3 separate regions of the Homo sapiens genome follow, and all the other regions are linked to region 2. Evidence: read pairs that join two places in POLR2A ChIA-PET (ENCODE). Cell type or tissue: HepG2. All regions are shown on one strand. Links, peaks and the distances in the headings refer to the core of each region. The heading gives the core; the rest is flanking DNA.

Region 1 (9,878 bases), core at 919-8,918, 51 kb before region 2:
GAGTGCAGTGACGCATTCATGGCTCCCTGCAGCCTCGAACCCTGGGACCCCAGTGATCCTCCCACCTCAGCCTCCCAACTAGCCAGGATCACAGATGCACGCCATCATGCTCGGCTCATTTTTTATTTTTTGTAGAGACGAGGTCTCCCTATGTTCCAACCAGAAACAGAAACTAAGAACCCATGACTGTATTCTGTCCCTTGGACACCCCTGGATGGCTTTCAGGATCCAGGGTTAGGTGGTGGAGGCTTGTCTCAAACTCCTGGGATCAAGCAGTCCTCTTGCCTTGGCCTCTAAAAGTGCTGTACGTGTGTGTGTGTGTGTGTGTGTGTGTGTGTGGTGTTTTTTTTTTTTTTAGAATTCTGATTGAAAATTTGTTTAATGATATTGCATTTGTGCCAAGTTTTCAAATAAAATAAATTAGCAAAAGATCACTTCCAAAGTACTAGAAATAATTTAATCATTCTTTCAGTTATGCTCCCTAATTTATATTTTAGTTCTATACTGGTATAATGGTTATATATGTATTATTTCCTTTGATTTTCATTACTGCTCTTTGAACCAGGCACGTAGAATATATAATTCACAATTTACAAATTAAACTAAGGCCCTGAGAGGTGAAGAAACTTGTTTAAGATCACTTGGCCAGGAAGAGCAAAGATCCAAATCTAGATTTGTCTGACCCCCAGAGTCTGCTTTTAAGCTGAAACTAGAATTTGGGTCTTTTGACTCTTAGATAATTAATTATATTGATAGTCCATATTGCTTGTCTAAAATGATATACCCATGTTCTTTACAAAAACCAGCAAGTTATTATTGTGTATTGCAGGTGCCTGAGGCAACTTTCTCAAAATAAACCTTTCCTTCCTTTGGGGACTTATATGCGAGCCTGATAGTTTTAACAGAAATAAATGCATTTTAGCTCCCTTAGGGGATATCCTCCCTCCTCTCTCTACCACCTCACCCCAGATCCTGAAAGCCATCCAGGGGTGTCCAAGGGAGAGAATACAATCATGGATTCTCAGTTTCTGTTTCTGGTTGGGCTAGTAAAGCACCTTCCTTATCTCTCTTTTCTGCTTATTAGTAGGGACGGAAACTAAAAACTATGGCTTCCAGCTGCTAAAAGCCCAAAACAAAACAAAACAGAAAACAACAACAAAAGGCAGATTGCACAAGCTTGCATGGGTAGCATGGACAGTTGACATAAAACACAGCCTTAAATCTTATTTTAGTCATTTGTCTGATCTTTACCACCTCCAAATTGTTGGCAGAAGCTATTAGAGCAAATTTAACTGAGTTCAAATTTCACTTCCTATATTCTACTTATTTTCTGAAAGGAGGATGAAAGAAATGCAAAAACAGAAGATTGGAGATGAGAGCAGGGTTAGTCACAAACCCAGTTCATATCAAGAACCAATGTTGAGATTACTGAGATCTGTTGTAATTTTTTACCATTCCCAATAGTAATAAGAATTTTTTTCTCAAGAATTACTTATTAAAATATGGGCAGACATCAGTGATAGACTGGATAAAGAAAATGTGGCACATAATACACGATGGAATACTATGCAGCCATAAAAAAGAATGAGATAATGTCCTTTGCAGGGACATGGATGAAGCTGGAAGTCATTATTCTCAGCAAACTAATGTAGGAACAGAAAACCAAACAGTGCATGTTCTTGCCTTATAAGTGGGAGTTGAACAGTGAGAACACATGGACACAGGGAGGGGAAAAACACACACTGGGGTCTGTCTGTCGGGGTTGGGGGAAGGGGAGGAAGAGCATTAGAACAAATACCTAATACATGTGGGGGCATAAAACCTAGATGATGGGTTGATAGGTGCAGCAAACCACCACGGCACATGTATACCTATGTAACAAACCTGCACGTTCTGCACATGTACCCCAGAACTTAAAGTATAATAAAATTTAAAAAATAAAAAATATGGGCAGAATGTGTAGCAATTTTCTAGCCTCAGCTCCTGCTTATTCACCCTTATTATAAATTAATGCAGGTAACCGTTGCCCACATCAATGCTACTGCAAAGAATGCCGCTGATGATAAACTGCGGCAGAGTCTCCGCAGATTTGCAAATACACACACTGCTCCAGCCACAGTGGTTCTTGTGTCAAGTAAGTACAGAAACATCTGCTAATTTCAGCTAAACTCACTGTGTGGGAAATTATCATAGAAGCCAGCAACATGTGAAAGTAAAATGTATCCCCAAAGAGGCTGAAGTACATGAGACATGTTTATGGTTATTGTTGAGAACTGTTTAGAAAAAAAATTGGGTCTAGGTGGATTTCTGTATTTCCTCCTTGGAACTTGAGTTATTGTGGGACCAGGTTTATTTTTTATTTTATTTTTTTGTTTATTTATTTTGAGATGGAGTTTCGCTTTTGTTGCCCAGGCTGGAGTGCGATGGCGCAATCTCGGCTCACTGCAACCTCCGCCTCCCAGGTTGAAGTGATTCTTCTGCCTCAGCCTCCCAAGTAGCTAGGATTACAGGCATGTTCCACCACGCCCAGCTAATTTTGTATTTTTAGTAGAGATGGGGGTTTCTCCAGTTGGTCAGGCTGGTCTCAAACTCCTGACCTCAGGTGATCCACCCTCCTCGGCCTCCCAAAGTGCTGGGATTACAGGCGTGAACCACCACGCCCGGCCGGGACCAGGTTTATTAAAGAAAAATGTGATTTTTTTTTTTTTTTTTACCTTGTGCTCAGTATTAATAATTTTTAAAGTTTAAGTTAATTTTCAAATTTGAGTCTCCCCAACATATTTGCTCCTTTTTAATACTGAAAGTAACATATGTGTCTTGGAATTCTTTTGGTAAGATTGTCTTACATTCTTCTGATGTGAAACGTGTTTCTTTCCTAAGAAACGGGGGAAGCAATTTTGAATATAGTCCAGCCTTTCCTTTCTTCTCAGTGGGTGTCAATAGAGTTGTCTGTCTTTGTCAAGTGTTTCTAATGTTTGGGGATGGGGTTGGTCTGTACCTTTTCTTTCAGCTGATGTCAATTTTGCATTGGAACTTAGTGACCTGAGACACAGGCATGGTTTCCACATTATTTTGGTCCATAAAAACCAGGCCTCAGAAGCACTGCTGCATCATGCTAACGAGCTGATCAGATTTGAAGAGTTCATTTCCGACTTGCCCCCCAGGTTACCACTAAAAATGCCAGTAAGTGGGTTTGCGTTATTTTTGCCATTTTCCAATATTACATTGTGGAGGCTGAAAGACAGCCCATAATAAGGGGGTTGCCAGGCCCAGATGGGGCTGTTCTTTGTAAGAGGTGGGTTAGATTTTGAAGTAAGGCTTAGAAACCTTCGGTTCTTCTCACAAATATACAGATAATTGGTATGTATGAAGTTTGCTTTTATTTATTTCAAAATATCATATGAAATTGACTTGTAGATTTACCTTCCCAACTTGCCAGTGTCTTCAAAGCTAGCAGTGTTTTGTGTCAGGTGGATAGAAATAACGGATTAAAAGTCATGATTCTTTTTGCTTCCAAGTATTATGGGTAGAGAATATGGCGAGGGTTCTCACATACTTGTGTGGTTGGCACCAAATAAGTGGAGTCAATTGTGCATTTTTTTCGGTATTTAATCCTTAAGCTTCAGCGGGCCTCTGAGTCTGTGCTTTCTATTGTGCATTCCCTGTGGTGCATGGACACAATTAGCAGGAGTGGTTATTGCTCCACCTGTGTGTAGCCTGTTTATGCCATATACTGGGAGGAGGGTGTGAGCACATTTCCAGGACTAGCATTTCTGATAGACTTGACTTGGGATAAGAATGTTTATTGCAGTGCTGGGCTGTGTTTAAGCCGCTGGCGAATATGTGTGTAACTCTGAAAGAATTAATGATAATGGAGAAGGAGCCATGGTGTGGGTGATCCAGGAGAGTGGGCAATCCCATACGTTAAATGAAAGTCTTCACATATAATTTAATAACTGAGAGTTACAGAAGTACGTTAGACATGATCTCATGCAAAGTCTTCATTTAAGGGAGAAAGAAATCAGCTCTTAGAAAAAGTAAACGTGTCATTGGTGATTGCAGCAGTTAAGAGAGTGGGCCCCGGGTATCCTGATTCCGGCACTTGCCTGCTAGTCACCTGTGTCCCCGATACCCAACAAGCCCCCTGCGGTCTGGCTTAAGTTGAAACTCATGCTATGGACAGTTGAGAGTTGTGGATACCAGAGGCTTACCCAGGGAGTAAGCATATACAGGCCTTACCTTAATCTTTTGAGGCTCTTTCCTAACTCACCTTTGTCATTATTTGTTTTTAGTCACTTGGCTGTAGTTACATTTCTTCCCTTCTGCTTCTGTTTGACGGTCACTTTTCTAACTTTGAAGGCCTTATGTAAATACGGTGTTTTTTCCTGGGAGGTGAAGGTTGCAGTGAGCTGAGATCGCGCCACTGCACTCCAGCCTGGTCGACAGAGCGAGACTCTGTTTCAAAAAAAAAAAAAAAAGTAAATGTAGTGTTTTAGGTAAGAACTTGCCCACTTTGGAGATTCTTATTCCTTATGGTTAAAAAAACCAAAACAATGTTTTGATAATTCAAACCATTTAGTTTTGCTGGATGTTTTTTCCCATCCACTAGAGTGATAATTTAAGATACATTTCTTTTTATGTTCTTTAGTCTGTTCCTTTAATTTTAATAAATTAAACATACATTGGTACTGCCTGGGTTTTGAGTCCCAGGTGTAATAGGAAAAGTGTAGATTTTGTTGATAATTGGTCAGTACCCCTCAAATAAAAAGAAAAGCCTCTGATTAGAAAAGTATGGTGTGGGCCGAGTGATGTGGCTCACGCCTGCAATCCCAGTACTTTGGGAAGCTGAGGTGGGCAGATCACCAATCACCTAAGGTCAGGAGTTCGAGACCAGCCTGGCCGATGTGGCGAAACCCCATCTCTACTAAAAATACAAAAATTAGCCAGGTGTGGTGGCGGGCACTGGTAGTCCTAGCTGCTTGGGAGGCTGAGACAGGAGAATCACTTGAACCTGAAAGTGGAGGTTGCAGTAAGCCGAGATCACACCACTGCACTCCAGCCTGGGTGACAGAGTAGACTGTGTCTCAAAAAATCTAAAAAAAAAAGAAAGAAAAGAATAGTATGGTATGATCATTGTAAAAACAAACAAAACACAATATTTAGAAATGTGGAAAGTGAAAACCCCACAATTCTACCCTCCAGAAGTAACCACTGTTAATATTTTGGTATTGCCCTCCAGATTTAAAAAATGTACGTTTAAAAAAAAATGTGTCACATATACAGTGTTCTGTGGCTTTTGGAAAAAAACTATGTCAGAGCTTGGATGTCTTTTCATGTTAATATATATTAATATAAATCTGCCACATTTTAAAAACCAGAACTTTGGTTTGAAAAGTACTTGTATGGCTGGTCTTTATTTAACCAGTCTACCTGTTAGTGGACATTTTGTTTATACCCAGTTTTGTGTTTTGTTTTGTTTTTTACCATTTCCAGCAAGGTAATTTATATCTTTAGGCTCCTGGGCTGACATACCATAGGGTAATTTCCAAGGCATAAGAGTTCTGGGTTAGAACTTTACTAGCAAGATCCATGTCTTCCTCCAGGAAGGTGGTACTAATTTACACTCATAAGAGTGTCTGTTTTAAATGTTTGCCAGGCCAGTAAGTGAAAAACAGCATCATCTTATAATTGACTTTTAATCTTTAACACAGTGCAAAATATCCTTTTATGATTATCGTTGTTTGCTTTTTATTTCTTCTGTAAATTGTTCACATCCTTTGCCTGTTGTTAGTGATTTCTCTTATGGTTTCTGGATTTAACCCTTTATATAATTATCTTAAGTTTTCTCCTGGTGCTTTAATGGTTCTGCTTTTTAAAATATTATTCTTATTTAAAAAAAATTTTTTTGAGACTCTGTCACCCAGGCTAGAGTGCAGTGGCGTGATCTCCGCTTACTGCAGACTCCACCTGCCGGGTTCAATTGATTCTCCTTCCTCAGCCTCCCGAGTAGCTGGGATTACAGGCGCCCGCCACCACGCCTGGCTAATTTTGTATTTTTAGTAGAGAGGGGGTTTCACTGTGTTGGCCAGGCTTGCCTCGAACTTCTGACCTCAGGTGATCACCCGCTTTGGCCTCGCAAAGTGCTGGGATTACAGGCGTGAGCCACCGTGCCCAGCCTCTGGCTAGTTTTTTGTAGACGAGGTTTCACCATGTTGGCCAGGCTGGTCTTGAACTCCTGACCTCAAGTGATCCACCTGCCCCAGCATCCCTAAGTACTGGGATTAGAGGAGTGAGCCACAATGCCTGGCAATTTTTAAAAATTTTTAATAGAGATGGGGTCTCACTGTGTTGCTCAGGCTGGTTTTGAACTCCTGGGCTCAAGTGATCCCCCCGCCTCGGCCTCCCAAAGTGCTGGGATTACAGGCATGAGCCACCATGCCTGGCCAGTTCGTTCGTTCGTTCGTTTGTTCGTTCTTTCTCTCTCTCTCTCTCTTTTCTTTCTTTTTCTCCAGTTCTACTTCCTTCTTTCTTTCTTTCTTTTTTTTTTTTTTTTCACAGAATCTCGCTCTGTCGCCCAGGCTGGAGTACAGTGGTGCCATCTCAGCTCACTGCAACCTCCGCCTCCTGGGTTCAGGCAAATTATTCTGCCTCAGCCTCTGGAGTAGCTGGGATTACAGGCGTCTGCCACTTTGCTCAGCTAACTTTTTTTGTATTTTTAGTAGAGATGGGGTTTCACCATGTTGGTCAGGCTGGTCGCCAACTCTTGACCTCAGGTGATCCACCTGCCTTGGCCTCCCAGAGTGTTGCGATGACAGGCGTGAGCCACTGTGCCAGGCCAAGTTCTACTTCTTAATACATAAATTTCAACTTATCTGGAAGAATTATGACTACCCACTGCCAAATAAAACTTCCAGCCTAACTACTGGCAATCTGCTGTTGAAGCTGAACAGGCTCTAAATTGTTGGGTTTTAAAAAAATTTTTGTTTACTTAAGCCTATAGCTCCTAGTATTCCCAGGCATTCTCCTATGCAAAAACCAACCAGGACTGACCCTGCTCACCTTCTGGCTCTATAAGTTATTATTCAGCAGACCTGCAGAATAAATAGACTTTTAAAAAACAACTTCGTTGAGATATGATTTACATATTACAAAATTCAGCTCTTTTAAGTGTACAATAATTTTTAGTAAATTGAGTTGTACAATTTTAGAATATTTTTGTCACCTCAGTAAATCTATTATGCTAATTTATAATTAATCCCCTTCCCCACTCCCAGGCACTACTAATCTTTCTGTCTCTGTAGATTTGTATTTTCTGGATGCTTTATAGAAATGGAATCATATAGTATACAGACCTCTGTGCCTAGCATATTCTTTTTTATTTTTATTTTTTGAGACAGTGTCTCACTCTGTCACTCAGAGTGGAGTGCAGTGGCACAGTCACTCCAGCCTCAATCTTCCTGGGCTCAGGTAATCCTCCCACCTGAGTAGCTGGGACTGTAGGCATGCACCACCATGCCCAGCTAAAGCATATTCTTTAAAACAATATTCAGTTACTTTGTCAACACTAAATAATTTACCCTCTCCCATCTAAATCACTGTCATCTTCTCTTCAAAGTTGTTAACTGAAGTTTGGAGGTCACCCATTGTTCTTATTTTGAAATTGAATGTGTGCCCTTGAATTAACCTGACGTAACACTTCTTTCCTCTGTATTAGCAGTGCCACACTCTGCTCTATGTTTATAACCTACCAGCAAATAAGGATGGCAAGAGCGTCAGCAACAGGCTCAGACGCCTGTCCGATAATTGTGGTGGGAAAGTGCTGAGTATCACAGGCTGCAGTGCAATTCTCCGCTTCATAAACCAAGATAGTGCAGAGCGCGCTCAGAAGCGAATGGAAAACGAAGATGTCTTTGGTAATAGGATCATTGTGTCATTTACTCCAAAAAATAGAGAACTCTGTGAAACAAAGAGTTCAAATGCAATTGCTGATAAAGTGAAGTCTCCCAAAAAACTTAAGAATCCAAAATTGTGCCTCATCAAAGATGCAAGTGAACAATCTTCCAGTGCCAAAGCCACGCCTGGAAAAGGGTCACAGGCAAATTCTGGATCTGCTACAAAAAATACAAATGTTAAAAGTTTACAGGTAATTTTGATACCTCTTGCTTTCTGAAGTTTATGGTAGGTTTGGTTTGTTTCTGTGTTTTACGTGCCCGCTTGCTTTTGGCGTGTCCCTTTTTGATTTCAGTGTTTGATGATACTCAAAGTCAATCGTTTTCTGTAAAGGATCTAACACATCTTGGGTACTTAAAATTTAAACCCCACTGTGCTTGTGTCTTTGAAGGAGCTGTGCCGCATGGAGTCAAAAACTGGTCATAGAAACAGTGAGCACCAGCAAGGTCACCTGAGGCTGGTCGTACCCACTCACGGTAACTCAAGTGCTGCAGTGTCGACGCCGAAAAACTCGGGGGTGGCAGAACCCGTTTACAAAACCAGTCAGAAGTATGTGAAACTACTCTTTCTCATAGCTGCTTCTTGAATGTGAAGGAAGACATATGACCTTTTGCCTTCAATTTTCCCCTTCTGTTAGAAAGGAGAACCTCAGTGCCCGAAGTGTTACCAGTTCTCCTGTAGAGAAAAAAGATAAAGAGGAGACTGTATTCCAAGTGAGTTACCCGTCTGCTTTTAGCAAGTTAGTTGCATCCAGGCAAGTCAGTCCTCTGCTCGCATCTCAGTCTTGGTCTTCTAGGTGAGTCCAGCTTCTTGACCCATGGGGGTGGTTACATGTAATAGGAAGGATTATGAAATAGTATGTTTGTTGAAAAGAATTCAGATAGTACTGAAATGCACAAAGTAAGTCTCCCATCACTCTTCTGCCAGTCCCCCTCTCCTCAGGTAATCATCGTTAACATTTAGGGGCAATGCTTTCACCATTTCTTCTTCCTCCATCTGGAAATTGTGGTAAGCAGAGGTCAGAAAGAGAAGCCTGTTGGAGAGTCCCTGGCCAGTGCAGGGGGGCATGTAAAGATGTCCCTATGTTCGCTGTGTTGAGGAAAAAGCCCAAACGAGCCGTGCATTGGTGGTTCTGATTCATATGGTTCTGTATAGGAAGCTATTTGGAAGTAAAGTTTTCTGTAAACCATGGTAATTATTTATCACTGTCTCTCACACCAAGGAATTCTTGATGCTTGGGAGACAGAGAAGCCGTAAGGCCGTGTTGCATTCCCATGAGCTCCTTTTAGCATTGTGTTTGTTCTGCTGAGTTGGTGGCAGATCACTGTAGAAAGTGACTATGGATCAGCCGGGCGTGGTGGCTCACGCCTGTAATCCCAGCACTTTGGGAGGCCGAGGCGGGAGGATCATGAGGTTAGGAGATCAAGACCATCCTGGCTAACCGGCTAACACGGTGAAACCCCATCTCTACTAAAAATACAAAAAATTAGCCGGGCGTGGTAGTGAGTGCCTGCAGTCCCAGTTACTTGGGAGGCTGAGGCAGGAGAATGGCATGAACCTGGGAGGTGGAGGTTGCAGTGAGCTCAGATCGCATGACTGCACTCCAGCCTGGGTGACAGAGCGAGACTCCGTCTCAAAAAAAAAAAAAAAAAAAGAGAAAGTGACTATGGATCTATAAAATTACATCTAAAAAGCCACATAAAAGTTTTCCTTATGTGCAGAAAGAACTGTAACATGTAGGCAAGAACGTTTAACTCTTTCAGAGACACAGAGGAGGTTAGACGCCTTAAATTGGTATCACAGGCTGATTTCCTAAGGATAATGCACAAAGCAGAAGGTTAATTCATCAGGACTGCCTCTAATTCCTGCCTTTAGCTTTAACCCAAAGGAAGAATATATATTAATTGGTTGGCGGTAATTAGGGGTCA
Region 2 (9,878 bases), core at 559-8,558:
CCAGGACCCTTGAAGAAAGGTCTCTGAGAACACAGACAATAAAGAGCAAGTTGCCCTCTGGGTTGGAAGGGCCTTTTTCCTTGTGAAAGGCCCTAAAAGCTTTGCTCTGGTGTAAGGAAACAAAAATCAAGAACCAACATGTACAGCTTTCCACATTTTCAACATTTACAACATGTTTTTACACTGCAGCTCCAGGGCTGTGGTTGTCGAGGTCAAGGCAGCAGATGCAAAGAGAAGACCCTGATACTTAGAAAAGGGCATTGGCGCCACTAAGGGGAAGGGAAAGGGGAGAACAAAGCTGGGAGGTTGGGAGGACAGAGGTTGGGAGCAAGTCAGTTCAGGTGGCAGAGTTTCGGTAGAAACTGATAGCAGAAGTTTCAAGACATTGCCTTCAGGAGTGACAGGATGTGAAGGAAGCTCTGCCATGTATTATGGGATGTGACTCCTCCCTGGTCACTTCCTGGAACAACATTCCCTCAAGAGGCACAGATTTGAAATTCTCTTATATACAAAATGAATTCTCAAGCCAGAAGGCTGGGGTTCCTTGGGATTCAGTGTCCAGAGACTGTGGATCAAGGCCATGCCTGTTAGGCAAGGCTGTGAGTCCCAGGAGCAGAAGATGGGTTCTGGAAGGAAGCAGAAGGTTGCTGTCCTGCAGCCCAGTGATCGGGTACCCGCAGTGCACTCACCTTAACCGCTCGACCTCCGCATCGTCCACCAGGAAGTCTCTCTTCTGCACCAGTTTGTGGATCTTCTGGATTAGCTCATCCTCTCTCTGCTTCTGCAGTTTGGTTTTTTCTTTTTCTGGAAAGAAGACATCAACAAGGAGACAGATGAGCATTTTGGGAGGCTGAGGTGGGCGGATCACTTGAGGTCAGGAGTTTCAGACCAGCCTGGTCAACATGGTGAAACAACCCCATCTCTACCAAAAATACAAAAATTAGCCAGGCGTGGTGGCACACACCTGGAATTCCAGCTACTCGGGAGGCTGTCAGCCACCACCTCGGGAGGCGGGAGAATTGCTTGAACCTGGGAGGCGGAGGTTGCAGTGAGCTGAGACTGCGCCACTGCACTCCAGCCTGGGCAACAGAATGAGACTTCATTTCAAGAAAGAAAAAAAAAACAAAAAATTACAGAGAGACAGATGAGAGGGTGACCACTAAAAGCACTTGAGCTGGCCGGGTGCGGTGGCTCACACCTGTAATCCCAGCACTTTGGGAGGCCAAGGTGGGCGGATCACGAGGTCAGGAGATCGAGACCATCCTGGCTAACAGGGTGGAACCCCGTCTCTACTAAATACAAAAAATTCGCCGGGTGTGGTGGCGGGTGCCTGTAGTCCCAGCTACTCGGGAGGCTGAGGCAGGAGAATGACATGAACCCGGGAGGTGGAGCTTGCAGTGAGCTGAGATCGCACCACTGCACTCTAGCCTGGGTGATAGAGCGAGACTCTGTCTCAAAAAAAAAAAAAAAAGCACTTGAGCTGAGCGGCCAGGATTGATTGGAGACCTGACTCTGCCCTTCCACCCTCTGGATGAACTTGGAGAAGCAACTTGACCTCTTCAAGCTTCAGTTTTCTCATCTGTAAAATACACAGTGAGGCTTAAAATGGGAGTAATGGGCTGGGCATAGTGCCTGCCACCTGTAATCCCAGCACTTTGGGAGACCAAGGCAGGAGGATCACTTGAGGCCAGGAGTTCAAGACCAGCCTGGGCAACATAGTGAGACCCTCCTATGTCTACAAAAATTTTCTCTGTAAATTAGCCACATGTGATGGAGTGTTCCTGTAGTCTCAGCTACTTGGGAGGCTGAGGTGGGTGGATCTCTTGAGCCCAGGAGTTCTAGGCTGCAGTGAGTTATGATTGCACCATTGCACTCCAGCCTGGGTAACAGAGAAAGACCCTGTCTCTTAAAAAAAAAAAAAAAAATTGAGAGGGCAGGGTGAGTGTGGGGAGGGAGAGCATCAGGAAAAATAGCTAATGCATGCTGGGCTTAATACCTATGTGTCGGGCTGACAGGTGCAGCAAGCCACCATGGCCCACGTTTACCTATGTAATAAACCTGCACATCCTGCATACTAAATTGCATACAATTTTGAAATGCAGTAGTGTTAGTAAATGGCTTAGTGGAGTGCTTGGCCTTGGCTGAGAGCCTTCAGTAAATGGTCATGACAAAGCCAGGGTCTTCTGCAAAGGCAGGGGGTGAGGAGAGGCTCAGATAGGGGTGCTGGGAGGGAACTAGTTGTTTTTTTCCCTTTGGTGAAGGTAAACCAATTTATCAGAAGAAAATCATCCATGCCAATGACACTAACCCTGTCCCAAACACCAAGTGCTAGGATGCCAAAGAGAAAAAATAAAAAAAAGAGAGAGGGCTGAAGATGAGGTTTGAGAAAATTAAGAGGCAAAAACTTAAACCCACTTGGGCTCTTTCTGCTCAAATCCCTTCAGAATAAAAAATGTGGGACAGCTTGTCTGCCTGCCCACGACTGACGTTGATCATTTTTTCTGGATCTGGAAGCAGAACCAGGGGTAAGGAGAACATAATATTTGGATAGGACAGAAAGTTGGTTTCTCTCATTAACCAGGAGTCCACCACTGCACGAAGAAGGGCAATAGGCTTGCCAGCCGCTCCCCATTCCCAGCCATTGGTGCATTGGATGATGGTGTCACTGCTCCTGCCGTGGTAAATCTTGTGGGTTGGGTCTGATTCCCCAAATCACTCGTCAGCACCGCAGAGCCGCTCCCTGCCCTCTCCAAGCACGCACCAACACCCATCGACTCACCAGGACCCCTGCTCACTCAGGAGCTCGTGGTGTGACTTTACTCTCCAAATAACCATTGACAGCACTCTGACATTCCCAAGTGCCCTCCACTGCTCTCTAGATCTTAGCCAGAATCACCCAACAACTGGCTGGGCCCCCAACATCTGCAAACCTCTGTCTCCAAGCCATTCATCCATGTGTTCTGTCACTCACCAATAGAGGCATTCCCCAGCCTCAGCTGCAGCAACTCCCAGGAGAAACCACCTACTCACACAAGTGGCCTGCGTCAGCTCACAGACCTATGACTAGCCCAAGTCTCCAAGTCATTGGCCAATGCTGCTCACGTGCGTGTGTGCCACATACCTTTCCCATCATCTTCCACTTGCCTACAGGTGCCACCCACTGAAATCCTAACCTCCATGGTCATAGTATTAAGAAATGAGGCCTTTGGGAAGTGAGTAGATTATGAAGGTAGAACCCTCATGAATGGAATTAGTGCCCTTATAAAAGAGACCCAAGGGAGCTTGTTTGCCCCTTCCACCACACAAAGGCACAGTGAGAAGGTACCATCTATAAGGAACAGGCCGTCACCAGGCACTGTATCTGCCAACACCTTGATCTTGCACCTCCCAGCCTCCAGAACTGTAATAAATGTTGTTTACAAGCCCCCGGTCTAGAGCAAGCCACAGAGACTAAGGCACCCCCAAAGTTCATGTGTGCCCTATTTGGAAATAGTTTTCCCCAGTTTATATCTCTTCTATTTGGAAATACTCTATTTCCAAAGTAATTTGTAAGTTGCTTTGCACATGTAATTATAATAGTTAAGCTAAAATGAGGTCATACTTATTAGCATGGACCCTAAACCCAATGACTTGTGTCCTTATGAGAAGAGGAAAGAGACCCAAGCATGGTGGCCTGAACCTGTAATCCCAGCTACTTGGGAGGCTGAAGCAGGAGGATCACTTAAGCCTGGGAGTTCTAGACCAGCCTGGGCAACACAGCCAGACCCTGTCTTTTAGAAAAAAAAAAAAAAAAAGAGGAGAAGAGAAGACACACAGACACACACAGGGTCACGTGAAGATGGAGGCAGAGATTGAAGTGGTGCAACCAGAAGGCAAGCAATGCCAAGAATTGTGTGTGTTACTGTTAGAGTAGGTAGCCAGGCAGCCATGAGCAAGAAAGGAGAGGGGATTTCCCCCCCAAGGAATGCCAGGCAACCATCAGGTGATGTCAGGCAGTTGTTAAAATTGTCTCTCTAAAATAATAATTGGTCACAGCTGGTGCCAGGGAAAGGCCATCTCCCAACAGACAGAAAACACCTGAAGTTATCAGCGGTTTCCCGATGAGATCTCAGGAGTTGGGCAACTGGGCTCAAGCATGCACATTAAGAGGCAAAATGGCGGAGTCTAACTGGTATATGACCTTCCTCTAGGAACACTCAACTGGTGAGGGAAAAACATCTCAAATAATCAGGCCCATGACTTCTGTAAATACACTGTGTTTGCAGCCTCTCCCAAGCGCTGGCAGGCCACTGCGCATGCGCACAACCTGCCCTGAGGGAAAATGAAGGGAGGAGAGACATAAAACCCTGGAATATGCCAACATATAAAACCCCGGAACATGCCAACATATAAAACCCCAAATCAAAGGTCAAGCGGTGCACTTGGATCTCTCAAATCACCCACTTGGCCGTCTTCCAAGTGTCCTTTACTGCCTTTCATTCCTGCTCTAAAACTTGTTAATAAACTTTTGCTCCTTCTCTAAAACTTGCCTCGGTCTCTCACTCTGCCTTATGCCCGCTGGTGGAATTATTTCCTCTGAGGAGGCAAGTATCAAGTTGCTTCAGACTCGTATGGATTTGCTACTGCTAATGATACAGGAGTGAAGAAGAAATTATTTAGGCAGATAGGGTAAGGAAGTCCTCGGTAAGGTTTTCCTTTTAATGAAAAGCAACCCCCAAATCATTTTCTTTTCTAACAAGGAGCAGCCAGTAAAATCGAGCTGTAGACATAGTCAAGGGAGCTGGAAGCTTACACGGGTGAATGCTGGCAGCTGTGCCCATAGGAAAAGGCCACCTGGTCTAGGTATGTTCAAAATGGCGGCTCCACGCTCCCTTCTCTTTGCCAGCCATGTGTACAGTAAGGAGAAGACAACATGGCGCCGCCCAAGTGGAAAGTTCATTTGCATGATAAGATTAGGGTGGGGTGGCCAGCCTTCCCATGCACTATGCAAACGTCACACCTGCTCCAACCAATCTGTGGGCCCTATGTAAATCAGACACCACCTCCTCAAGCTTGTCTATAAAATTTGGTGCAGTCTGCCACAGGCCGGAATTCCCATTCAGGGACTTCTCGAGAGAGACCGAGAGAGCTGTTCCCTTTTCTCTTTCTTTTGCCTATTAAACCTCCACTCCTAAACTCACTCCTCTGTATGTCAGTGTCTGTGTCCTTAATCTGCTTGGAGAGAGACAACGAACCTTGGGTATTTACCCCAGTCAACAACACTACTTCACTAACACTACCAGAAGCTAAGAGGCAAAGGAGTCTCCTCTAGAGCCTTAGCAGGGAACAAGGCCCTGTTGACACCTCGATTTTGGATGTCTGGCCTCCAGAACCGAAAGAGAATACATCCAGAACCGAGAGAGAATACATTTCTGTTGCTTAAGCCATCCAGTTTGCACCAATTTGTTAGGCAGCTCTGGGAAATGAATGTAATGCCCTAGGGCTTCAGGAGACTCCACTGTCCTTCCAGTAATTGTTTGTTTTGTGCTTACATAAGCTTGGATGGGTTTCTGTACCTTTCAGCCAGACTAATCCTTGGAGAATTGTGAAATGAGAGAGGGGAACAGGCCTGGCGGTTCCTAACCGTCCCTGCTTATCACAATCAGGTGCAAAGCTTTAAAAATTGCCAATGCTCGGCTAGGCGCGGTGGCTCACACCTGTAATTCCAGCACTTTGGTAGGCCGAGGCGGGCAGATCACGAGATCAGGAGGTTGAGACCATCCTGGCTAACACAGTGAAACCCAGTCTCTACTAAAAATACAAAAACAAAATTTGCCGGGCATGGTGGCGGGCGCCTGTAGTCCCAGCTACTCAGGAGGCTGAGGCAGGAGAATCACTTCACTTGAACCCCGGAGGCGGAGACTGCAGTGAACCCAGATCTCGCCACTGCACTCCAGCCTGGGTGACAGAGCAAGACTCTGTCTCAAAAAAAAAAAAAAAAAAATTACTAATGCTGAGATGGATCAGGTGAGGCAGGAGAATATGGTCTGGAGGCAGGGAACCTAGGGCCAACTTCCTAGAACTAAATCAAAAGAAAAACCCCAACTTTCCACACATAAGTAACAAAAGGACTGGAGGCTACTCCCTTTGCAAACCCTCCTCCTTTTCTGTGTGTCACATGAGAAATTGAAAGTATATCTGATTGGTCGCAGAAAGCAACTGCAAAAGCTTTCTGCGACCAATCAGACTAATTGTGGGCCACTACTTCATTTACATAGGGTGTACACCAAGTAGCCAACGGGAAACCTCTAGAGGGTATTTAAACCTCAGAAAATTCTGTATTGGGGCTCCTGAGCCCCTATGCTCAGGCACACTCCCACCCTATGGAGTGTACTTTCATTTTCAATAAATTTCTGCTTTTGTTGCTTCATTCTTTCCTCGCTTATTTTGTTTGTGTGTGCATTTTGTCCAATTCTTTGTTCAAAACACCAAGAACCTGGACACCTTCCACCAGTAACACAGGGACTCCCTTTTGGGGTCTGTGGGAGACCCCCACCCCAAGCATGGAAATAAAGGAAAATCTTGAGTTCCCTCAAAGGAAATTCTAGGCACCTAGCTAGCCTTGAAAAGTCAATAAGCAACTTATCAGTAAGAAGGTAATAGTAGCCTAAAACAATAGCCAAGGAAGTTAGAATCTGGAGATGTTTTGTTTTCTATAGAAACTGAAGATAAACATCTTAGCATATATGTCTGAGTTGTTTTTCAGAAACCCAGGACCCTACCAAATGGATCCACTGGCATATAGACGTCAGATAAAGGAAGACTAAGGACTGAATTCTGACCATCTTTCCTTGTTCTAAGTGTCTTCCAGAGAGGCCTGGAGGGAGTCACACCCATGGGCCAGGGATGCCATTCTTTTCTGCTGACCCCCGATTTTTATTATTTTTATTTATTTATTTATTTGAGGCAGAGTCTTGCTTTGTCGCCCAGGCTGGAGTGCAGTGGCACAATCTTGGCTCACTGCAACCCCCCTCTCCCGAGTTCAAGCAATTCTCCTGCCTCAGTCTCCCGAGTAGCTGGAAGTACAGGCAGGCGCCACCACACGCGGCTAATTTTTGTAATTTTAGTAGAGACGGGGGTCTCGCCATGTTGGCCAGGCTGGTCTCCAACTCTTGGCCTCAAGCAATCTGCCCACTTCGGCCTCCCAGGGTGCTGGGATTATACGCGTGAGCCACTGCACCTGGCCTTGACCCCCGATTTTTAAACAAAGCTTCTCTTCCTTAACCAATTGCAAATTAGAAAATCTTTCAATCTACCTATGACCTGTGAGCCCCAGCTTCAACGTATGCAGCCCTTTTAGGCCAAAATTGATATGTAATCTCAATGTATTGATTTACAATTTTGCCTGTAACTTCTGCTTGACTGAAATTTACCCCTGCCTTTAAAAACCTGCACTGAAATCGCCATTGCAAAATTATAAGAGACAGTGAAAGAGATCTGACCTAATCAACTCCATCTTGCTTCTAACCTCCAAGCTGTCCTTGTTCATTACTGGGCATAGGCTGAACTAACTATGGGAGGAACTTACTTTATCATTTAAAACAAAGACGATAACAGCCTTTTCCCAAAACAAACTCCCTTCTTGCCTGGGAACTAGACTGCATTTGTAGGTGATACGGTTAGGCTTTGTGTCGCCACCCAAAACTCATCTTGAATTATAATCCCCATCATCCCCACGTGTCAAAGGAGAGACCAGGTGGAGGTGACTGAATCACGCAGGCAGTTTCCCCATGCTGTTCTCGTGATAGTGAGCGAGTTCCCATGAGATCTGATGGTTTTATAAGGGTTGGGCAGTTCCTCCTGCGTTCATTCTCCTTCCTGTCACCTTGTGAAGAGAGTGCCTTGCTTCTCCTTCACCTTCCACCATGATTGTAAGTTTCCTGAGGCTTCCCCAGCTATGCCGAACTGTGAGTCAATGAAACCTCTTTCCTTTATACCCAGTCTTGGGCAGTTCTTGACAGCAGTGTGAAAATGGACTTAACAAATTAACCAGAAGATTAGGAATTATGATAGTGAGTGAGTTCCATGAGATCTGATGGTTTTATAAGGGTTGGGCAGTTCCTCCTGCGTTCATTCTCCTTCCTGTCACCTTGTGAAGAGAGTGCCTTGCTTCTCCTTGACCTTCCACCATGATTGTAAGTTTCCTGAGGCTTCCCCAGCTATGCCGAACTGTGAGTCAATGAAACCTCTTTCCGTTATACCCAGTCTTGGGCAGTTCTTGACAGCAGTGTGAAAATGGACTTAACAAATTAAGCACAAGATTAGGAATTATGGTTTAGGAATCATGCAGCTGGAGGCTACAAGATGCTGACCCTCCCCAGATTACTCCTGAAGATAACACCACTATTGTAAAAACCAAGATCAATGCTTGAGGTATTTTGCAGACCGTGCACTTGATGGGTCAGTGGGTACCACCCAGATAAAGTGGCTCATCTGACCTTGTGGCCCCAACCCAGGAACTGACTCAGTGCAAGAGGACAGCTTCGGCTCCCTGTGATTTCATCTCCGACCCAACCAATCAGCACTCCATTCTCACTGCACCCCCACCCCCATCCACCAAATCGTCTTTAAAAACTCTGATCCTGGAATGCTCAGGGGCACTGATTTGAGGAATAATAAAACTCCAGTCTCCCTCAGCCGGCTATGCATGAATTACTCTTTCTCTATTGTAATTCCCCAGTCTTGATAAGTCAGGTTTGTCTAGGCAGAGGGCAAGGTGAACCTGTTGGACAGAACATTACCTATAAGCCATTGAGGAGGTCAGGCTTGAAGCATTAGCTGCCCAGTCCTCCTGGCTTGGAGCCTTGCAAATAAACTGTTTCCTTTTTACCACTGCAAAAACTCTGGGGAGACAGCTGGTCTTACTGTGCCAGGAAAGCAGACCCTAGTTGTATTAGTCCATTTTCACGCTGCTGATAAAAACATACCCGCAACTGGGTAATTTATAAAGAAAAAGAGGTTTAATGGACTCACAGTTCCACGTGGCTGGGGAGGCCTCACAATCACGGCAGAAGGCAAAAGGCACGTCTTACTTGGCAGCAGGCAGCACAGAAAATGAGAATCAAGCGAAAGGGGAAACCCCTTATAAAACCATCAGCTCTCATGAGACTTCTTCACTACCATGAGAATAGTATGGGGGAAACTGTCCCCCATGATTCAATCATCTCCTACTGGGTCCCTCCCACAACACACGGGGATTATAGGAGCTACAATTCAAGATGAGATTTGGGTGGGAACACAGCCAAACCATATCACAAGTTGAGTTCTATTACAATGCCAGAGTCCAAAGCCAACAATGCCAGATCAATTGCATTGGGGTTTCTAGTGGGTGGAGAATAGACTTTGGTACTTTTCCCTCATTCCTTCGTTGTTTTATGTTTGACATTTAACTTTTTTTGGTAACAGCTTTATTGCAATATGATTCACATACCATGCAGTTCATCTGTTCCAAGTGTATTTGCAGAGTTGTGCAACCATCACCACAATCCATTTTAGAACATTTTAATCACCCCCAGAAGAAACCCCATACCCACTAGCTGTCGCTCTCTTTCAACTAGGAAAGTCTATTCACTCGTTTATCCTTAGGGCCTACACAGTGCTGGGCACCTAGTAAATGCTCACGAAAGCTAGAGGATTCAGTTCTACTGTCATTGCGCACACTACCCTTACAACAAGACTGTGTGGAAGACTCCTACACCTTGCCTTTGTTATTTATGGGATATTCACAACAACCATGCGGGGGGTAGTATTATTGGCCTCATTTTCCCAACAAGGAATTCAAGGCTCAGAGAAATTAAGTCGCGAACTTTCACGAAGTTCACCTGCCTGCTAAGGCTGAA
Region 3 (9,878 bases), core at 697-8,696, 100 kb before region 2:
GTAATCCCAGCACTTTGGGAGGCCGAGGCGGGCGGATCACTTGAGGTCAGGAGTTCGAGACCAGCCTGGCCGACATGGTGAAACCTCATCTCTACTAAAAATACAAAAATTAGCCGGGCATGATGGTGCACACATGTAGTCCCAGCTGCTCGGGAGGGTGAGACAGGAGAATCGCTTGAACCCAGAAGGTGAATGTTGCAGTGAGCCAAGATCATGCCACTGCACTCCAGCTTGGGCAACAGAGTAAGAATGTTTCCCAAAAAAAAAAAAAAAATCCTACAGGAAGCACACAACAGATGTTTTACACATAAGCACACATCTATAAATTTTCAGCAATTTTTATTATTGACCCTGTGTCTGTCCCCAGACCTTACACAACCTGCTAACTGTATCCCACAGTGGTCAGAAGCACGTGTTTGGAGAGGAACCCAGGAGTTAACACCCAGCTCCTCCTCCACCTAGAACTCACTGAGTATCATTGCGGAACTTGATCTCCTTCATCCTCAGTTCCTTCAATCACCAAATTAATAACTGCACTGATTAATGGCTGCATCAGTTCATTTATTCAACATATCCTACTATGTCTAGATGGAGTCATACAAGTACCTACCCTCACAGGGTCTTTAGAAGTAGTGGATAGGATAAAGTTACCACAGTACCGATTAAAAACAACAAAGGGACAAGCACAGTGGTTCATGCCTATAATCCCAGCACTTTGGGAGGCCAAGGTGTGAGGACCGCTTGAGGCCCAGGGTTCAAGACCAGCCTGGGTAATATAGAGAGACCCTGTCTCTACAAAAAGTAAAAAAATTAGCCGTGCATGATGCGTGCCTGTAGTCCCAGCTACTCGGAGGCTGAGGTAGGAGGACTGCTTGAGCCCAGGAATTCAAGGGTACAGTAAGCCATGACTATGCCACTGCACTCCAGCCTGGGTAACAATGCCAGACCCTGTCTCGAAAAACAAAAACAAAAAACACACTACTACCAACAACAAAGGGATAATACTTCGGAGTACAATACCAGAAACAGTTAAAACAGCCCTAAGGTTGACATATCAAAGATAAAATATTCACATAATAATATGTAGAGTAGTACAGAATGCTTGCAGAAATGCAGACATACTGAGTATATAAAGAGGAAGACCCATTATCATGCAGAAATTAATTCTCCACAAGTTAAACTGATAAATTTAACACTGTCTTAATACGTTTCTACTGGGGGAATAAACTGGACTGATTTGAAAGATCCTGTGACAATGAAACAAGAATGATCAGAGGAACTCTGTAAAAGAGATCAGGGAACTAGCTCTACCAGAGAGTCAGAACGCACTACTATAAAGCCTCAACAATGAAGAATAGTATGCTACTGGTTGTAAGAACAAAGGAACCAAAGGTCCAGAAATAGACAAGAGTTTAATTTATAATAAAGGTGGCATCACAGATCATTGGTAAAAAGATGGCAGGTTCAGTTCTAGTTTTAGGGACCACTGGGTACCCACCAGGAAAAAATTATTAGATTCGTACCTCATACTGTACCCTAACACAAACTCCGACTGAATCGGAAATTTTAACAAACTCCTTATTTGGTCAAAATCTATTTTGCTTCTGGAATGCTAGGGAACTGGGGACCAGCTTCAGTGCCTTTTTTTTTTTTTTTTTTAAGATGGAGTTCCACTCTTGTCACCCAGGCGGAGTGCAACCTCTGCCTCCGGGGTTCAAATGATTCTTCTGTCTCAGCCTCCCAAGTAGCTGGGATTACAGGCACGCACCACCACATCCTGCTAATTTTTGTATTTTTAGTAGAGACAGCATTCCACCATGTTGGCCACGCTGGTCTCGAACTCCCGACTTCAGGTGATGCACCTGCTTCTGCCTCCCAAAGTGCTGGGATTGTAGGTGTTGGACACCATGCCTGGCCCTTCAGTGGCATTTCTGAATTTCCCTGCAACCTCGACACCCTGGGTTTAAGTCATCCTTTCACCTTTTTTTTTCTTTTTTGAGATGAAGTCTCACTCTGTTGCCCAGGCTGGAGCGCAACAGCACAATCTCAGCTCACTGCAACCTCCGCCTCTCGGGTACAAGCGATTCTCCTGCCTCAGTCTGTCAAGTAACTGGGATTACAGGCGCCTGCCACCATGCCTGGCTAATTTTTGCATTTTTAGTAGAGACAGGGTTTCACCATCTTTGTCAGGCTGGTCTCCAACTCCTAACCTCAGGTGATCCGCCCACCTCAGCCTCCCAAAGTGCTGGGATTACAGGCGTGAGCCAATGCGCCCAGCGATTCTTTCACCTTCTTACCTCAACCTCCCGAGTAGTTGTGACCACAGGCACAAGCTACCATAGCCGGCTAGTTTTTATATTTGTTTCTAGAGACGGGAGTCTCACTATGTTGCCCAGGATGTCCTCAAACTCCTGGGCTCAAGCAATACTCAAGCCTCAGCCTCCCCAAGTACTAAGATGACAGATTACAGGCATGAGCTATCTCACCTAGCGTATTTACTTTGAAATAAAGGTCAGCATGCTAGTTGTAACTGGAGTGAAAATTGCTTTATGTATTTTATATGTTGAAATTCTGTCAACTAATGTATAAAAGCATATTTAGTGCCTGTAATCCCAGCACTTTGGGAGGCTGAGGCGGGTGGATCACAAAGTCAGGAGATCGAGACCATCTTGGCTAACATGGCGAAACCCCATCTCTACTAAAAATACAAAAAAATTAGCCGGTTCGTGGTAGCGGGTGCCTGTTGTCCCAGGTACTCGGGAGGCTGAGGCCAGGAGAATGGCATGAACCTGGGAGGCGGAGCTTGCAGTGAGCCAAGATTGTGCCAATGCACTCCAGCCTGGGTAACAGAGCTAGACTCTGTCTTAAAAACAAACAAAAAAAACCCATATTTAGTATAACAGCAAAATATTGCAATAATTTGTGACTATGAAAGCTGTTAATTTCATGTGCAGTTATTGAGAACCTGAAAATACTTAAATAGGAAAACAGATTTTCAGTAAATATAAAGAGATATACTGGTTAGATAACTAAGAACATATCCTTTTTGAGCCAAAAAATGCTTTAAAAGTCCATGGAATTGGCTGGGCACAGTGGCTCATGCTTGTAATCCCAACACTTTGGCAAGCCGAGATGGGAAGATTGTTTGAATCCAGGAGTTTGAGACCAGCCTGGGAAACACTGTGTGACCCCATCTCTTTAAAAAAAAAAAATGTGTAAGTTGGACTGGGTGTGAGAGCTAACGGCTATAATCCCAGCACTTTGGGAGGCCGAGGTGGTGGATCGCTTGAGGTCAGGACCATGGTGAGACCCCATTTCTACTAAAAATAGAAAAATTAGCTGGGCATAATGGCACATGCAATGTAGTCCCAGCTACTCGAGAGGCTGAGGCAGGAAAATCATTTGAACCTGGGAGGCAGAGGCTGCAGTGAGCTAAGATCGCACCACTGCACTCCAGCCTGGGCTACAGAGCAAGACTCTGTCTCAAAAATAAATAAATAAAATAAAATGAAAAACTTATGAAAAGAGTAAAACTAGATTAAATCTATTTGAATTTTTGTAAAACTTTTTGGCATCTTAGTACTCATATGAAACAAAGTAACCTTTAGGAAATGTATTTAATTTTTAGTTACTTCCAATTAGGTCCTGCACACTTTTCAAGGTTATTCTTATACAAAGTGCCTGTCCTCAGTTAAAAGTGAGTAGTTTCGTTTGAGGGACGTATAGAAGAAGGACCATGAGAGCAATCAAACAGCTGATGGTGCTGAGAAACTCTTGTTCTTGGAGAAGACTGTCAAACGTTCTAAATATAACTATTAAACTTGCACAAAATTGTAACATTTTCAAGTCTTTAAAATAAAGCTTTGGAGCCTAGGCAACATGGAGAAACCCGGTCTTTACAAAGAATACACAAATTAGTGAGTCATGGTGGCACATGACTGTAGTCCCAGCTACTGGGGAGGCTGAAGTGATCGTGCCACTGCACTCCAGCAGGGGCGACAGAGAGAGACCTTGTCTCAAAACATAAATACATAAAACTTTGGTGACCTAGAACTTTATTGATTCTATAATGGTGAACTGGGCTTCTACCTCATCCGATTTTTAACACTAAACTATTCAGCATTTGGCCAAATTGTATTAACAAAAACAATGCACGTTTAGTACAAAAATAAAAATAGAAAAGAAAGAAAAAACAAAAATACTACAAGAAAACACTTGGCTAATTGCTTTATAAACCTTGGAGTGCACAAGGCCCTTCTAACTATGACTAAGAAATCTGACTACAAAAAAATCAAATACCAGCCTGGCCAACATGGTGAAACCCCATCTCCGCTAAAAATACAAAAATTAGCCAGGCGTGGCAGTGGGCGCCTGTAATCCCAGCTACTTGGGAGGCTGAGGCAGGAGAATAGCTTGAACCTGGGAGGGTGGAGGTTGCAGTTAGCCGAGATCCTGCACCTGCACTCCAGCCTGGGCCATAGGGCAAGACTCTGACTCAAAACAAAACAAATCAGTAACTCTGTACAATAAAATATACATCAGACAAAGCTGGAAACAAATGACAAACTCCCAATACTGTCCATTCATGTCACAGACAAATATATAAAAATCTCCTAGAAATCATGGGAAAAAAAACAACGAACAACCCAATTTTAAAATATGCCAAAGGCCGGGTATGGTGGCTCATGCCTATAATCCCAGCACTTTGGGAGGCCAAGGTGGACAGACCGAGTCCAGGACTTTGAGACCAGCCTAGGCAACATGGAAAAACCCTGTATCTACAAAAAATACAAAAATTAGCCAGGTATAGTGGCACATGCCTATAGTCCCAGACACTCAGGAGGCTGAGGTGGGAGAATCACTTGCCCCAGGAGGTCAAGGCTCCAGTGAGCTGTAATTGCACCATGGCACTCTACTCTGGGCAATGGAGCGAGGCCCAGTCTCAAAAAAAAAAAAAAAAAAAAAAAAAAAAAAGGCAGTGTTTAACAGTGCTGGCACAACTGGGCTATCCACCTAAAGAAAATAAAAATAAAATTGAACTTGTATCTTATACTAGATACAAAAATAAATTCATTGCAGACTAAGGAATAAGGATACAAAAAAATTAAACAATTAAAAAATATTGCAAAAAAAACACAAAACACATGAACAATCAAGAACCAAGGAGACTTCCCTAGTGAAATCTGCAAACCTAGAAGGTATTTAAAAAAAGATGTAACTGATGACCTAAAAATGAAAAATACATGTATAAAAAATTTTTTTTCAAAAGAGAAAAAAGGAAATATTTGTATGGAAAATGATACAATAGACAAAGTCAACAAACAAAAGATTACCACGGAAAAAATTATTTTCAATGCAGGAGAAAAGATTAGTAGTAAAAATATACAAAGGGCCAGGCACAGTGGTTCATGCCTGTAATTCCAGCTTTGGGAATCTGAGGCAGGTGGATCACTTGAGGTCAGGAGTTCAAGACCAGCCTCTCCAACATCGCAAAACTCCGTCTCTGCTAAAAATACAAAAATTAGCCAGGCGTGGTGGGGGGCGCCTGTAATCCCAGCTACTTGGGAGGCTGAGGCAGGAGAATCACTTGAAGCAGGAAGGCAGTGGTTGCAGTGACCTGAGATCACACCACTGAACTCCAGCTCCAGCCTGGGAGACAGAGCGAGACTCCATCTCAAAAAATATATATATGCAAAGAACTCCTACAGATTGACAAGAAAGGAATTTCCACTTCTGGTAATGACCAGGAAACCTGTATCAGATCAAACCTCGTATAAATTCTAAGTAAAATGTTTACAACAATAATCTGAGTGCACTGGCAGGAACTGGAAAACAACGCTTAGAAAAACAGAACAAGACTGGGTGAAGTCTGCATCTTTACAAGATTTTTGCCTAAAGCTCCAGGGATAGAAATCTATCACCGTGGGCCCCCCCACATTCTGAATATAGTATCTTCCCACATCTCTGGCCTCCCCCAAACCACACGTGCACAGAGCAGACACAAAGCAGCCCAGTTACGGCTAAAAAAAGCAAAGAGATTTCAGCTACTGCCCATCAAAGGGGAGACAGAATTTGGGCTGTAAGCTCAGCCAAGTAAACCACCTAAGAAAACCAAATAAATCAAGAACATAAAAGAATTCATCATCTCTGGCTGGGTATGGTGGCTCAAGCCCGTAATCCCAGCACTTTCGGAGACCGAGGCAGGCAGATCACCTCAGGTCAGGAGTATGAGACCAGATTGGCCAACATGGTGAAATCCCATCTCTACTAAAAATACAAAAATTAGCCGGGTGTGGTAACACACACCTGTAATCCCAGCTACTCCGGAGGTTGAGGCAGGAGAATCACTTGAATCTGGGAGGTGGAAGTTGCAGTGAGCAGAGATCGCACCACTGCACTCCAGCCTGGGCGACAGAGCAAGACTGTCTTAAAACAAAAACAAAAACAAAAAACAACTAATAGTCTGTGGGAAACACCACGTGGGAAACACCACTCACACTGCCTACAATACAACCCCAAAGTTATTGAATGCGTGGAGTATAAAGAAAATGTGACCCAGATGTTGAAAACTGCACAAAAGGACCTCAAAGCAGCTCTTACAACTATGCTCAAGGATGTCAAGAAACCTCAATAGAACAGAAATTATAAAAGAACAAACACAAATCCTACATCTAAAAATACAATATATTGAAAATTCAATATTTCATCTGCTATAATGGCAGATTGGAGAGAGAAGAGGGCGTCTATCAACTTGAAACTGGATAAACAGAAATTATTCAATTTGAAGAACAAAGACAAAAAAATAATTAGGGAAAAGAAAAATGAAGAGAGCCTTAGGAACCTGCCTGACAATATAAAAAGGTTATGTGTATAGATGGCGTCCGAGACGGACAGGAGAAAAAGAATGAGGCAGAAAAAAAACTCTCTGAGGAGGCCGGGTGCAGTGGCTCATGCCAGTAATTCCAGAACTTTGGGAGGTTGAGGCAGGAGGATCACTTGCTCCCAGAAGTTTCAGGCTGCAATGCACTATGGTGGCACCACTGCCCTCCAGCCTGGGTAACAGAGCAAGACCCTGTTTCCAAAAATAAATAAAAGAAAAAACATCTGTGCTTTTTTTGTTTTTTTGTTGTTTTTTGTTTTGTTTTGTTTTTGAGACAGAGTCTAGCTCTGTCACCCAGGCTGGAGTGCAGTGGCGCAATCTCGGCTCACTACACGCTCCGCCCTTCCCAGTTCACATCATTCTCCTGCCTCAGCCTCCCGACTAGCTGGGACTACAGGCACCCGCCACCACGCCCGGCTAATTTTTTGTATTTTTAGTAGAGACGGGTTTTCACCATGTTAGCCAGGATGGTCTCGATCTCCTGACCTCGTGATCCGCCCACCTCGGCCTCCAAAAGTGCTGGGATTACAGGCGTGAGCCACCGTGCCTGGCCACATCTGCGCATTTCACTGTATATAATTCATATATAAATTTTTTAAAAACAAGTGTTCTTATCCAAAAAAACTGCTTGGCTGAGAGTAATTCTTCTGTAAATGTTAGTCATTATCATTCTGCTAAACCACAGAACATCAGTTTAGGAATCACTGGGCTGGGCGCAGTGGCTCACACCTGTAATCACAGCACTTTGGAGGCTAAGGAGTTTGAGACCAGCCTGGCCAACATGGCAAGAGCCCATCCCTACTAAAGATACAAAAATTAGAATGGTGTGGTGGCACGTGCCTGTAATTCCAGCTACTCAGGAGCCTGAGGCATGAGAATTGCTTGAATCCAGGAGGCAGGGATTGTAGTGAGCCGAAATCACGCCACTGTACACCAACCTGGCGACAGAGACTCTCCGTCTCCAAAAAAAAACAAAAAACTGTTCTTTGAAAAAGCTTCCTTCCCACCTTAGGGGCTTAGCACAGGCTTGGTGTTCTGTCTGGAATGTTCTTGTCTCACACCCCTCCTGGCATCATGGCTACTCATTCCTCTGGTCTTAGCCTAAATAGCATTTCCCCTGGTAAGGCTCGCCTGACGCTCCCAGGCCAACAGCCAAATTAATACATCCTATTACACACCCCCACAGCACCCTGGGCTGCCAGCCTTGCTGCTGTAATGAAATTGCACTTCTTCGACTATTGTCCATTTCCCCCCGGGCACTAAAATCCAGAAGGGCACTGGCTTTGTTCTGCTCACTGCTTAGTTCCCTATACTCAGCACAGGGCCCAGTACCCAGCTGCTGGGGACAAAAAGCAGAGAGGAGAGTCTCCCACTCGTGCTTTTCCCTTCCACCCATACCGCTTGGCTCTTTCCAGGTCGTCATTTGCTTGCTCCAGCTCTCTGATGTATTTCTGCAATTGGTCTTTAATGGCTTTGGTCTGCGCGAGGTCATCCTCCAAGGCTGAGATCTGCCGGTAGCCTTCAGAGTGCTGCACTTCAAACTTCTCCTGAAGGACAACACAGACACTGAGTGAATGACTTAAGACTTCTGAGAAGGCTAGACACAGTAGCACACATCCACCTGGAGTCACAGCTACTCGGGAGGCTAAACTGGGAGGACTGCCTGAGCCCAGGAGTTAGAGGCTGCAGTGAGCTATGACTGTAACACTCCACTCCAGCCTGGGCAACACAGCAAGACTCCGTGTTTTTTTTTTTTTCTTTTGAGGCCGAGTCTCACTCTGTTGCCCAGGCTTGAGTGCAGCGGCAAGATCCTGGCTCACTGCAACCTCTGCCTCCCAGGTTCAAGCAATGCTCCTGCCTCAGCCTCCCAAGTGGCTGGGAATACAGCCACCCACCAACAATAGTGGCTAATTTTTGTATTTTTAGTAGAGACCGGGTTTTACCACGTTGGCCAGGCTGGTCTTGAACTCCTGACACCTCAAGTGATCTGCACGCCTCGGCCTCCCAAAGTGCTGGGATTACAGGTGTGAGCCACTGCACCTGGCCTGACCCTCTCTCTTTATGAAACTACTCCTCCCACCACACTCCCTGGGTGGGGCTCCAGGCTTTCTGTCCCACCCTCCCACCACAATCGGGAGACAAGCCAGGCTCAGTCAACAGAACCTTCTCTCCAGAGCTGACTCTTAGGCAAGTGATGTAACGTGGTGGGAACAGGCAGGTGTCATTCAAAGCAGGCACAACGGACCAACTGTTTTAATTATGTCCTGAGTGCCTCTGCCCCCTGAGCACCTTGAATCTTGCCTACTCTCAACAGGGTTGAGATTCCTATAGCCTCCATCATTCTTCAGACAAATCATTCTACCCAAGGTGTCCACAGCCAAAGCAAGCCACGTAAACCTCTCCAAGCCTCATCCACACGGCAACATGGGCCTCCTTCACACATATCATCAGTGTATTACAAAGAGAGTCACCAGCCCGGCTCACAGAGTGAGACCTGGCCTCTACAAAAAATAAAAACTAGCAGGGCATGGTGGCTCTTGCCTGTAGTCCTAGCTACTCGCGAGGCTGAGGTGGGAGGACCATTCGAGCCTGAGAGGTCGAAGCTGCAGTGGGCTGTGAAGGCACCACTGCACTCCGGCCTGGGCAACTCCCTGCTGCCTCAAAAGGAAAGAAATCATAATGACGTCCGTTGTTTGTGCCCACAACAATGGGAGGGCAGCATGAACTTGGTTTTAAAACAGTCCGCCATTCTGAATTTTTGATCCAGGACTCCCCGTTGTGACATGGAGAAAAAAGGAACAGTTTGATCTCTAGGTTATTTAAAAACATAAAGACAGGCCAGGCGCAGTGGCTCACACCTGTAATCCCAGCACTTTGGAGGGCTGAGGTGGGCGGATCACCTGAGGTCAGAAGTTTGAGACCTGCCTCGAAAACATGGTGAAATCTGGACTCTACTAAAAATACAAAAAAATTAGCCAGGCGTGGTGGTGCATGCCTA

What was found. Peaks named below come from ENCODE experiments on the same cell type or tissue, not always from the same donor. Only the 100,000 strongest peaks of a DNase experiment are listed, where the experiment ranks them.
Region 1: POLR2A ChIA-PET joins it to region 2 with 13 read pairs; 8 of 35 experiments call an interaction of 5 or more read pairs at or near these places.
Region 3: POLR2A ChIA-PET joins it to region 2 with 11 read pairs; 2 of 35 experiments call an interaction of 5 or more read pairs at or near these places.

Annotation. Positions count from the first base shown.
Region 1 is chr16:15,623,637-15,633,514 of GRCh38, reverse strand. MARF1 (meiosis regulator and mRNA stability factor 1) reads left to right here. Exons shown (of 27, transcript NM_014647.4): 6 at 2,017-2,134; 7 at 3,011-3,183; 8 at 7,715-8,143; 9 at 8,342-8,499; 10 at 8,588-8,746. Among named protein-coding and RNA genes, the nearest start is that of MARF1, 15 kb to the left of the region's middle. In HepG2, for the core only: no CTCF peak of the experiment used is centred there; a DNase peak (open chromatin) is centred at 4,324.
Region 2 is chr16:15,572,143-15,582,020 of GRCh38, reverse strand. MPV17L-BMERB1 (MPV17L-BMERB1 readthrough) reads right to left here. Exons shown (of 6, transcript NM_001414674.1): 4 at 690-804. BMERB1 (bMERB domain containing 1) reads right to left here. Exons shown (of 6, transcript NM_033201.3): 4 at 690-804. Among named protein-coding and RNA genes, the nearest start is that of MIR6506, 34 kb to the left of the region's middle. RefSeq lists an enhancer at 2,375-2,875. In HepG2, for the core only: no CTCF peak of the experiment used is centred there; DNase peaks (open chromatin) are centred at 5,030, 5,540 and 6,180; H3K4me3 peaks cover 1,408 bases.
Region 3 is chr16:15,676,350-15,686,227 of GRCh38, reverse strand. It overlaps NDE1 (nudE neurodevelopment protein 1), which reads right to left. Exons shown (of 9, transcript NM_017668.3): 4 at 8,279-8,427. Among named protein-coding and RNA genes, the nearest start is that of NDE1, 31 kb to the right of the region's middle. RefSeq lists an enhancer at 3,802-4,096. In HepG2, for the core only: a CTCF peak has its summit at 3,988; a DNase peak (open chromatin) is centred at 3,947.